Regions from separate parts of the Homo sapiens genome. Here region 1 is linked to region 2. Evidence: chromatin contacts called from ENCODE Hi-C or POLR2A ChIA-PET data. All regions are on one chromosome and are shown on one strand. The core of a region is the stretch at or near the end of the contact, and the rest is flanking DNA. Distances in the headings are between cores, read along the strand shown.

Evidence for each region. Hi-C counts contacts between places; a loop is a spot of excess contacts on that map. ChIA-PET counts read pairs that join two places held with the same protein, here RNA polymerase II (POLR2A). Pooled maps may share reads with other maps.
Region 1: a map of ascending aorta shows a loop between it and region 2 (8-fold over the local background). The contact joins the enhancer-like site here to the promoter of LINC02602 in region 2. A Hi-C loop is called at or near these places in 1 of 168 maps with a recorded cell type or tissue (ascending aorta) and 4 of 50 pooled maps. POLR2A ChIA-PET finds 5 or more read pairs at or near these places in 1 of 52 experiments (MCF 10A).

What each region holds. Positions count from the first base shown.
Region 1 is chr1:210,340,867-210,346,452 of GRCh38, forward strand. The region is part of intron 1 of HHAT (hedgehog acyltransferase); the gene reads left to right. Among named protein-coding and RNA genes, the nearest start is that of HHAT, 15 kb to the left of the region's middle. Within about 2 kb of position 2,730, at least 5 of the 41 ENCODE cell types and tissues checked have a DNase peak (open chromatin) inside an H3K27ac peak, as active enhancers do; they include ascending aorta, where a contact is called at or near this core.
Region 2 is chr1:210,291,310-210,296,801 of GRCh38, forward strand. LINC02602 (long intergenic non-protein coding RNA 2602) reads right to left here and starts at 1,840. Exons shown (of 2, transcript NR_183451.1): 1 at 1,635-1,840.

The DNA.
Region 1 (5,586 bases), core at 1,480-3,979, 50 kb after region 2:
GGGAAGGCTCTGGAGTTAGACTTACTGGGTATGAATCTAAGCTTTGCTGCTTACCAGCTGTGTGATTTGGGGCGGGTTTACTTATCCTTTCTGGGCCTTGGTTTCCTCTTGTGTTAAGTGAGGTTATCAGAAGCACCAACCTCAAAGGTTTGTTATGAAGATTAAGTGAGATAATACTTGTAAAGTGCCTTTTCAGCATAGGAAATCTGTAAATAGTACTTGTTATAGTACAGCTATTACTAAAGCATAAGAAAACTCAGTAGAGGGAAATCTTCATTTAGGACATTAAGCAGTGAGTCAGTAGAAGTGACGATGGTGATGCTGGTATGGAGGGATTGTTAGCTTAATGATGAGAGCTGTCTTGTTAAAGTTCTCTGGTGCATGTGAGTATTGGGTTATAGCCCATTTAGTGCTTGATATCAAGATTTAAAAGCAGAAAAAATTTAAAATGGAAGTGTTGGAATCCATTAGTTGCCTGCATCAGAAGTAAAGCTAAAGTATTTTTGAAATGATATTGGAAGTTGCTGGGGGAAAAGCATCTTGCAGCCGTTATGTTTATGTATGTTTCAGGCTTTGGCAAGGTGTGCTGTACTTTTCTTCCAAGATCAAGGAACAGGATTTCTGCCTGTATGACAGTGGGGGTTGGGAATTTTGGTTCTAATTTTTGCTCCATTGCTGGCTTCTCTGTCCGTGGGTAGATCGCTGCTTCTTCCTGAGCAGGATTCTGATTCCTGAAAGGGACCTAAAAACTTAGCCCTCCTGAGAGGATCCGAGTAGATGGCATCTTTGAAAGCAGGTGGAGTGTTAAATTCCAAAGTAAATGCAAATGCAAGTGGCTCCAGTATAGAAAAAGTTCTGTGAGCTGAGAGATTCTTGCCATTTTACAGCTAAGATTTTATTCTGTGGCCCTCTTGAGTTCTATAATTCCCAGATAAATATATTTTTTGAAATATTCAACCTTGGGGTGTTTGTACCCAATTTGGAGGTGGAGAAAGCTCCCTATTCCTCCAGTCTGAATTCCTTCCCTCTGATTCCAGGGAAAACTTTGCTATGATTTCCTTTAACATCTAGTATTAAATGCACGTTCTACCGCTTTGTCCTCACTTGCCTCAAAATTCTCACTCTTTTCAACAACATTTAGCTTCAAGATCCTGTTGTCTTACAGCTTTGGAGTTGCTGTTTTATCTTCTTCATCTTCCTCTTTTTTCCCCCTACCAGCTTCTGGACTATTTTGATGCCAAGGACAACTCAATTTTTCCCCATCTGTGTGGCTTGGTTCCAGCACTCTCTCCACTTTCACTAAGGGCCTAAATCATCAACCTCCCTGCCTCTTGGGTCTACCACAGCATCAAGGGGCTGCTTTGTAGAGCTTCATTCAAATAATTTTATGTACTGGCTTGCAAGCCTGAGGTTTCTGCAGGAAATAAAATTTAAACATGAAATCGTATGTTTTAAGACTCCTTACCACTTGGCTCCTGTTCTCCCTTCCCTGAACCATCCACACTTTATCTTCTTTACAGTTCCGACCAGTATTCCCACACTGGGGAAGTGTTCTTAGACACATCTCACCATCACACATCCCTACAACCCTCCTTCACTATTACATATCAATAGTGCAATCTCATTTGTGTAGATTAATCAGGTAGACTGCTACTTAAACACAGGCTGTGTCCCTATAGATTGGCCGTTTTCTATAGAAATGATGCTGTAAGTGGTGATGACTTTTCTAGGCTATCTCACAGCTACCCACTTAGCTGATAATGTTGGTGCAGGACTGACTGCATGAAAACAGAAAAGAAACATCACTTACACATTTGAGTAAGAACCTCCTTGATTTCAGCCTGATTGCTCTGCCTAAAGAGGGACATGCTTGTTTAGAGTATGAGAAATGGAAACTTGGTAATTTTGTGAGAGAGTTTTTGGGAACCTCTAAGGGCCTGGACATTTTAAAAAGGTTCCAGTTATATTCCCAAATATATAGTTTTCCTTTTCTTTTACATTGTGTCATAAATCCCTTAAGACATATCTACTCTGATTTACTTTCTGGCTGCACAGCTGAAATAAACAGGGAAAACAAAGTAGGGAAATAATTTTCCTAAGATAAGTGGGCGAGTGTTGAAGGCCGAAAGAATGAGGGTCGTGATCAACTCAGTATACCACTGGAGACTATATGAGTAAACAGCAAACTGTTTCTCATGAAAGCAGGTTGTTGGCAAACTGACAAACTGTGTCTGCCTCCCAGAAAGAATGCTGGGGGGCAGTCACCACCCAGGCACAGTGTTTCTTGTGATTAGGCAAATCTGAAGCCTGTTAGCAATAACGTGAACCTGTGATCAATCAAGCAGCTGACCAGTCATTACCTCCTCCTCCCTGCTCTTTCTGCCCAATAAAAACAAAGGGCTGTAGAAGCTCGAGGTTGCTGCCTTTGCTCCCTAGAAGCAGGGAGCTCTCTTCTTCCCCTGGCCCCTTCCTTTAAAATAGTTACTTTTAAGTTTTCATTTCTGCCTTCGTCCTCCTTCCTTCAGTCTCCTAATGACTGTCTCAAGTAGTAACAGTAGTGACTGTCGTAGTGACAGTCTCAAATAGTAACCATTGCAGTCAGCTACAGGCAAGAGTTGAAAAGAGAGTGTGTGAGGAAGAAAGCTCTGTTAAGGAGGATGGGTGAGTGTCTGTGTGGTGGTGGTGTTTCGAGGTGGCATTCGTGTAATGGAGAGGTGAAAATGAAAGTGGAAAGTACTGCCTGTCATTCCCTTGGGAGTAGCAGAGACGTAGGTGGTGAGGAAGAGGCACCGGGCTGAAAGCCTGCGGGTGGTCCCCGGGGATAGTTTGCTTGCTGTCCAGGGTGGCTTTGGATTGGGCGTCAGAAGAGGAATGAGACATTAACGAAATCCCTGGGGATGCCAACTTCCTGAAAGAGGTCCAGATGCACGTAGGATGGGCATACCCCAGGAAGTTCAGCCAGATTTCTTTGATTCAGGGAGAAAATCAGGGTCAGGGCTTAGGTAGGCTCCTGATGAGTGAAATTCACTAACTAGTAACTACTAATGTTTGTTGAGTGCTTATTCACTGCCAGGCCCTGGGCTAAGCATTTTACATTTAACCCCTTCAACAACCCTATAAGAAAACATCTGGGAGGCCGTTATCTACCCGTTTCCTTAACCAATAAATGACACAGCCTGGGACTCTCCCTGCACCAGCCCACCCCTCCTCCCTGAACCCCACAGGTGGGTTTGGTGCCAGAATGTATCACTGTGCTGTCAAGTGGAGACTATTTGGTTCAATTCCTAAATTTTGGGGGTGAGGGGACAGCTAGTTTCCCTGCTTAGTTACCTGGTGTTTTGCCGCTAGTTACTATGTATCTCTGTGTATTTGTCTACAAAACATAGAGCATTGTTGAAACTATGTTATTGTTTCATTGAAACAATGTTATTGTTTCCTTATACCACTGAGTAGAAGAAAATGGAGTTTCTGCTGGGGCCACTGTCTGTGGAGTTTGCACATTCTCGCTATGTCTGCAGGGGTTTTCTCTGGGTACTTGGTTTCCTCCCACATCCCACAGCTGTGCCCATTAGGTGAATTGGTGTGTCTAAATGGTCCCAGTGTGTGAATGTAACTGAGTGTCCTATTAAGTTTTTCTGTGATGGCATCAAATGCCTGTTGATGCTCATCTGTCCAAGGCAGGGGGCTCTGAATCTAGTCCCTTTTAAAGGCCTCATAAAGTGGCTTAGCCATCAACCCCAAATTTGGAATTCAAATTCAACAAAAGCCAGACATTCCTAGAAATCCCTGCAATTGCCTCCCGTTTTGGGGAGCCTTTGGGGCCACTGTTATCTGCTTTCAGTAGGGTCTTTAGGCTCCTTCAGCCTGAAGTCGAGGTTCCAGAGACTAGACCTTGAAATAGTACAGGCACCTGTGAAAATCTCCCCTACCAGGAGATGGCTTTGAGGGTACAGTTAATTTACAACCCAGCTGAGCCCCAGATGTTGCCAGCCCGTTCACAAGATGGAGCAACAATTCAAGACGAGTCATCGGAACAAGTCATGCCGGCATCGGAACAAGTCATGCCGGCCTGCACTGCCTCACCCCATGCCGCAACTTGCTTCCCCTTCTTAAACCTTTGCACTTTGCTTGGAAATTTGAAGTGGTTCCATTAAGGCAAGAGTCTAGACCGTCTTCCCCATGGCTAGCTTTGGTCTGTAATAAAGTCACTTTCTTTCTGCCATACCTCTATCTTGCTAATTTGTTTTGCAAGTGGTGAGCAGCTGAACCTGTGTTTGGTAACGAGTGTGGGGGAGTGAGTATGAGTGGGTTCTGCGCTGGGATGGCATCCTGTCCAGGGCTGGTTCCTGCTTTGCATCCTGAGCTGCTGGAATGGGCTCAGCTACCAGAGACCCTAAATTGGAACAAGTGGGGTGGAAAATGAATGAATGAATACAAATTAATAAAAATTTGTAAAGTCTATGATAATCATACAAATGCATGACAAAAAAAATGTAGTATGAAAGCGCTCAGTGAGCCCACCCTAATTGTAAATGTTTTGAACTGCATGGTGGCAGGAGGTGCTCCTTATAATTTTTGCTTTGCAAACATTTTATTCCTTGGTTTAACCGACCACCATCACAACTGCCATCACTTGCTGATTCACCAAACTTGGGTAAATAATGATCTTACCTGTGCTTATTAATCTTTAAGTGTATGTGTATAGCTCTTGTTTATTTCAGTGTTTACTATTAGAAGTGTTTTGGTCTTTATTTAGATGTATGATGTTTTTGTGACCAGAAATATGCAGTAGGAACTTACTTTTTGCTTATATCAATTAGCCTATTGTAAAATTAGTAGCATTATACATTGTTTTGTTTAAAGTTACAATTTCCAAGACCCTACTGGTGATGTTCAGTAAGGACTCACTGTACAATCCAGCTAAGAGCAGCACTAAGCTGGGTGCAGTGGCTCACGCCTGTAATCCTAGCACTTTGGGAGGCCACGGTGGGCGGATCTCCTGAGCTTAGGAGTTTGAGACCAACCTGGGCAACAACAACAATAAAAAACTAGCCTGGCATTGTGGTGCATGCCTGTAATCCCAGCTACTCAGGAGGCTGAGGCAGGAGAATTGCTTGAGCCTGGGAAGTTGAGGCTGCAGCGAGCTGAGATCATGCCACTGCACTCCTGCTTGGGCAACAGAGCAAGACCCTGTCTCCAGGAAGAAAAAAAAAAAAAAAGCAGCACCAAAATGAAAAATTATTAAACCGAATTTTCTAGTTCCCTGAGGATTAAATCCTTAATGCAGGAGGATTGTCTCAGATAGAATGTCCCTGAAAAGCATCTAATGGCAGGCCTTCTAAAACTTTCATTCAGTCTACAAGATCATTTGTGTTCAAATTTCAGTCGCCCAATTAGGAGATCAGCTTTTTGCTAATCAGATTCTTCATGAGGCAAAGAGGTCATCCGATGTAATACCAACATCTTTTGACAGGCGAGACATTAAATTATAAGCCAAGAAGTTAAAATTACCTTCCCACTAAAGGGAAGACTACCAAATTCCTGAAAAGTTCCAGAAAGGAGTCTTGTTATTCTAAAGATGAAAGT
Region 2 (5,492 bases), core at 590-3,089:
ATGCTTATTACACCCCCGGTTCTGGAAAGCATTGCACTTAGCCCCTTAATAATCCCTCTCCTGAGATCAATTACTAGGATTTATCTGGTTCCTCGAGCATAAAAGTGTTTTATTGTTTTTACTTTTGCTCCAAGTGAAGTGTGAGTGGGTAGGCCAGGTTAAAATGGACTGTCCCAGACAAGAATATGAAGCTGGGATCATTGGCCCTGCTTTTACTGTCTACCAGGTCCTCATGACCAGGAAAGGGGGGAATATTTGGAAGCCACTTCCCTGGGGAGGCACCAGGTCCAGATGTCCTCATCTCTGGCTATTTGCACGTATATAGAACACAGGTCTGCAGGTGCCTAGGAAGGTGGGTGCTGTTCCACGGGAGAAGCTGGAAAGCAGAACCAAGTTACCATCTCAGACCAAATCGTTTTTCCTCTAGAATTTCACTGTAATCCAAACCAGTTGAACATTTGAGAAGAACTGGGTACCATGAAAAGGGGTAATGGAATTAGCTTTCATGTTTTTCCAGGACTCTAAACCATATTTCCTGTCACAACTGTACATTATTAATACAAGGCATCTGTTAGCGCACAACTGCCTGAAAATGTGCACCCAAAAACCTTACATCTGGTTTCAATAATTTATTTCTGACATTTGTAGTTGGTGGTGGTGGGGAGTGGGGGGAGGATGGGAAAAAGGGGGGAATTAAAGCAAGATGTTGCCTTTAACCCATCAGAAGCTCCTGTTGGAGCCGAAAGCTGGAGTTCTTAACGTGGTTTCTGCATTAGGTAATATATTAATTTAGCAGCAAATAGCAAGACTCCGGGCCTGGTGGGTGTGGGTGCCCGCTCGCTTTTATCCTGCCTTCTCTGGCTGCAGCAATTAGCTTCCTCTTGCGAAGGGGATTAGGAGGACCACCCCCCAGCGGCGGGGGTTGGGGGGCTCTCGCAGAGCTGTCAGGTGTCATTCGGCTTACCCAGCCCCCCCACCACTCCCCGCCCCTGCAATTAACTCCCTCTCCCGCTTTGCCAGCCCCTCACCCGCACAGAGACAAAGAGGCCTGTTCCCGAGGTGTCCGACCTCCTGCCCCCTTGGCGGGCCCCGCCCGGGTTCCTCCAGCAGGAATCGCCCCAGGCGCTGGGAGCCAGAGCTGGCCGGGTCTGACACCCGCCCCAGACTTTCCACGATCAGGTTTCAGCTCGACTAACGAGGGGGAAAGAAAGAACGCGCGACTTCCGCGGGCCGGAGCCGCGCGGGGGCCCGGGGGAAACGCCGGCCTGGTCTGGGTGGGAGGGGACGCGAAGAGGCTCCGGGCTCGGCCAGTGTCTGCCCCGGGACTGGGCCCTGGGACTAGGCGGGGCACAGGTGTCCCAGGAGGGGGCGCCCTGACTTGACGCGAACGGGCCACCTGTCCCTCCCACGCCTGCGCTGCCACCCGCCCTGCTCCGCCATCGCCTCCTCCAAAGCTCCCCGGATCCTCCGAGGCGTCGTCGTCCGAGTTGTTCTGCGGGAGGAACTTCTGCTAAAGCCGGTCCTCGAGTCCCCCCCGCCTCAGGAGGGGCAGCGCCCGGATTGTCTTAAGTACAACACTTGCCAAAAGGGGCTCTTTGGGATTTGGGACTTTTTTTCCTAAGCAACAGACGTACCTTTCCAGACTCACCAACTTAGAAGCACAGGTTTTCTGTTTGTTTCATTATTAGACTTTCAAAGATCATCATGTCCCACAGCCTCCTCCTTTTCCAGATGAGGGGACTGAAAATCAGAAACATTTTGCCTTTTGCTCAAGGTCACACAGCTCAAGTTCACTGGGCGGCTGGGACTAGAGGGTCCGAATATTCTGCAGCTATGATATGAAAAAAATAAGTTTGGCTGGAGGGTGGAGGGCATCCAGGTCTGTCCTGGCCAGCCGGCGGGGAGGCTCAGCCCAGGGTTCAGATTTTCCTGGAGCCAGTCCACCAGCGGTCAGGCCACATGTGAGTAATGAAGAATTGAGTGTTGTGTACTTTAGGCTGGTCTCCCTCTTCCTGGCCCCCTTCCCCGGCCTTAACTTCCTTTTGGAGTCCCTACTGACTTCTGGGTGTCCACCATGGGCCCTGTTGGAAAAATTTCAGCTCCATCCCAGAATAAAAGGAATGAAAACCTGGGGAAAGGAGCCAAGAAGGAAAAGCCACAAATTCGCATCTGGCCGAGGCAGAGGGAGCAGCTCCAAGAGCCTGCAGAAATGCACTGTGACTGCTGTTTGCAGAGGTTCAGCTGCCAGAGGCTCGGATGCCCTCCTGGGTCCTGCTCCTGAGAAATCAGAGCAGGCAAGAGAGAAGACACATGTTCCCCACCAAATTTTTCCTGCCGCCAAGTCCTTCAGGTTTCTGCAGACCATGGGGAAGAACAAGAACTATGGAGTCAGGCAAGAGGTAGCTGGAATTCCAACTCCCCAACCCATTAGATGGGGCCTTGAGTAAGTGACTCAACCTCTCTAAGCCTCAGTTTCTTTGCCTGTTACATGAGGGGAACAACAGGACCATTATGAGGACTTATATAACGTGTACTATATAAAGCACTTAACACAGTTCTTGTACCTAGGGCTACATTGTAACTTTTGTGGGTTTTAGGCATTTTGGCCTTCGCGGCCATGAGCCCTTCATCAAAAACAAAAATTAAAAAATACAAAAATATTTTATGGCTGCATTTGTATAAAGATGAACATAATAATATTATGTAGTAAAGCATTTTTTTTTTTGAAATGGAGTCTTGCTCTGTGGCCCAGGCTGGAGTGCAGTGGCACGATCTTGGCTCACTGAAACCTCTGCCCACTGGGTTCAAGCGATTCTCCTGCCTCAGCCTCCTGAGTAGCTGGGATTACAGGCACCTGCCACCATGCCTGGCTAATTTTTGTATTTTTTGTAGAGACGGGGTTTCACCATGTTGGCCAGGCTGCTCTCGAACTCCTGGCCTCAAGTGATCTACCCACCTTGGCTTCCCATACAGGCTTGAGCCACCGTGCCCAGCCAGTACTAAAGCATTTCTTAATCTAAAAATATTATATATTGTTTTGTTTCTACAAAGAAATTAAAACATTTCCATGGGCCCCCAAAAGCACTGTGGGCCCTCGGCACTGTGCCTAATGGATGTCAGCCCTGCTTGTCTCCCAGCTCAGGATCTGCTTTTAGGGTAGCCCAAACAAAGACACAGGGGCATGTCTATGACGTGTGAGGAGCCACAGCAAAGAGACAACCGAGAGAAGAGTGTAATGAGTGAGGGTGGGGGGAAGGAGGAGAGAAATAGCTTTCATAAACTCAGCGTCCTCCCAATCCTCTTGCAATCACATGGGGTTGCTGTTGTAGCCCTCCCTGCAGGATCTGTCAGGACTGTGCTTCCCGTACGTCAGGTCTGCCCTCTGCACCATCAGCCCTCTATCTCCACTCCCTCTGCTCATACCCAGGCAGGTAGGTAGTGTAAAGCCCACCTTCCTCTATAGGCCCCTCTCAGTAGTTCCTCTTCACAGACGGGCATTTATCCTACCAGGATTCTAGTCCCTCTTGCCAAGGAGAGATCCCAGGCTTTGGGGCAACACTGCCCTAGCCTCCTGAGCCCCACATGTGGAATATCTGGCCATGCCTTCCCACCTACTTTTCTCCTCAGGGCAGGCCCACCTCCGGGGTACTTTTCAACGCAGAGAGCCTCAGAGATTGGACATGAGAGAAAAAGGTGCTCTCCTGCATGATATTAGCTTTTCTTCCATCTGAAGTCACAAGGCTGGGTCATACAGTCAGTCCCTGGGGGCACATAGCTCTTAGGATTCGCTCCTAGCTACCAGGCAACTGGCAGAGACTAAACAGCTTATGTTTCTAAGAGGGAGTGGCTAGTGTTTATCAAAGACTGATGTGTGGGCTCCAGCAGCCTCTCCAGACAGTGGCTGAGGCCTGTCCTGAGCTCTGGGAAAGCAGGAAGTCCCCGGCTGGGCTGGGGCTTGCTGGCTTTGCAGGAGCACTGGCAGGATCTGAGGAAAGCGTTCCTCACAGATGTCTCCTTCAGAGGCTGGTGGATTCCTTAACAGCTAATTAGTGAGAAGTCGCTACCATGATGGGGGCTGACCTAGGCCTTCCTCCACCTCCTCCTTGGGGTTGAGACCCCAGGAGAGACCAGCAATGCTTTACTATGGTCGTATTTCCTCCCCGACGTCAATGCTTTCTTTAGGAATCATCTCTTCAGTTTAAGCCTTTTCTCAGAAACCAGCTTTTCTCTGACAAGTTTGCAGCTCAAAAGGAACTGGCTCCTCTTACTGTTGAAATCGGGCACATCTGGAAGCAGTAAACTTTTCAGCAGGCTGAGGGGGAAGAAAAGATGTCTTGTAGGGGACAGATTCACCTCTGGGACTAATTATTCTTTATATTTCACCCGTCACGTTTACTATCTTTGTCAGAGCAAAGAGACAATAAGTGATCTCATTAAATCCCAGAAAGATGCTTCTCCCCTTCAAGGAGAACCTCTCAACACCCTGTCCTCTGACAAGGGCCATGTCACTGAGGTTGGCACAGGGGCCTGGGAATCAGGGATGGGTGGGGCAGAGGCGCTTCCAAATGCTTTTCTTCATTTGAATATAGTGTCTGTGTTTTCTATTGCTGGAAATACCCTTGTGGGTCTGAAATCAAAGTCTTCTCTGGCCACATTTTCCCCAGACGTAGGCTCCCTTTGGAAAGACAGAAATGAGAGGGGATCGGTCGTGGGGTTAAAAAAAATCATTTTGGGGGAATTCTGAACCAGCTCTTCTTCTCCCTTCTTCCTATCAAAAACTCATCCTGTGGCTGGCTGCGTTGGCTCACACCTGTAATCCCAGCACTTTCGGAGGCTGACGCAAGAGGATTGCTTGTGCTCAGGAGTTCAAGACTAGCCTGGGCAACATGGTGAAACCCTGTCTCTCCAAAAAATACAAAAATTAGCCAGTAGTCTGAACTGGGAGGCTGAAGTGGGAGGATGGCTTGAGCCTAGGAGGTTGAGGCTGCAGTGAGCTGAGATTGTACCACTGCACTCCAGACTGGGTGACAGAGTGAGACCCTGTCTCAAAAACAAACAAATGAAACATCCTGGTAAAAAGACCAGAGAAGACACTGAGTCAGATTCTTCCAGGGCTGGGTGACAGTTGTATGAAACCCCTATTAACCCCAGTGAGTAAGGCACCAAGTTCAAGAGGCTGAAGATGAGACCCAGAGCCAGCAAATGAGACATGGGGTTTTATTAGAGGCTTCCATACAGGGGGACATCGGGCCGGACAACATAATCGAGTGGCCTAGTGGCAGTGGGCTGGGCAGGAAAACTGCAATGGCCTCCAAATCTCATGCAGTTTGTATAGCATTTTCACTTAACACCCTCCCCCTAACAGCTTTCACCCAGCAGAGTTCATTTAGCCCCAAAACTCAGGGCCTTAATCCCCTGTACCACCATGTCCCATAGGATGGGCCAGGGACTCAGATGTTCTGCATAGACAAGGAATGAATCTCCTGGTTGGC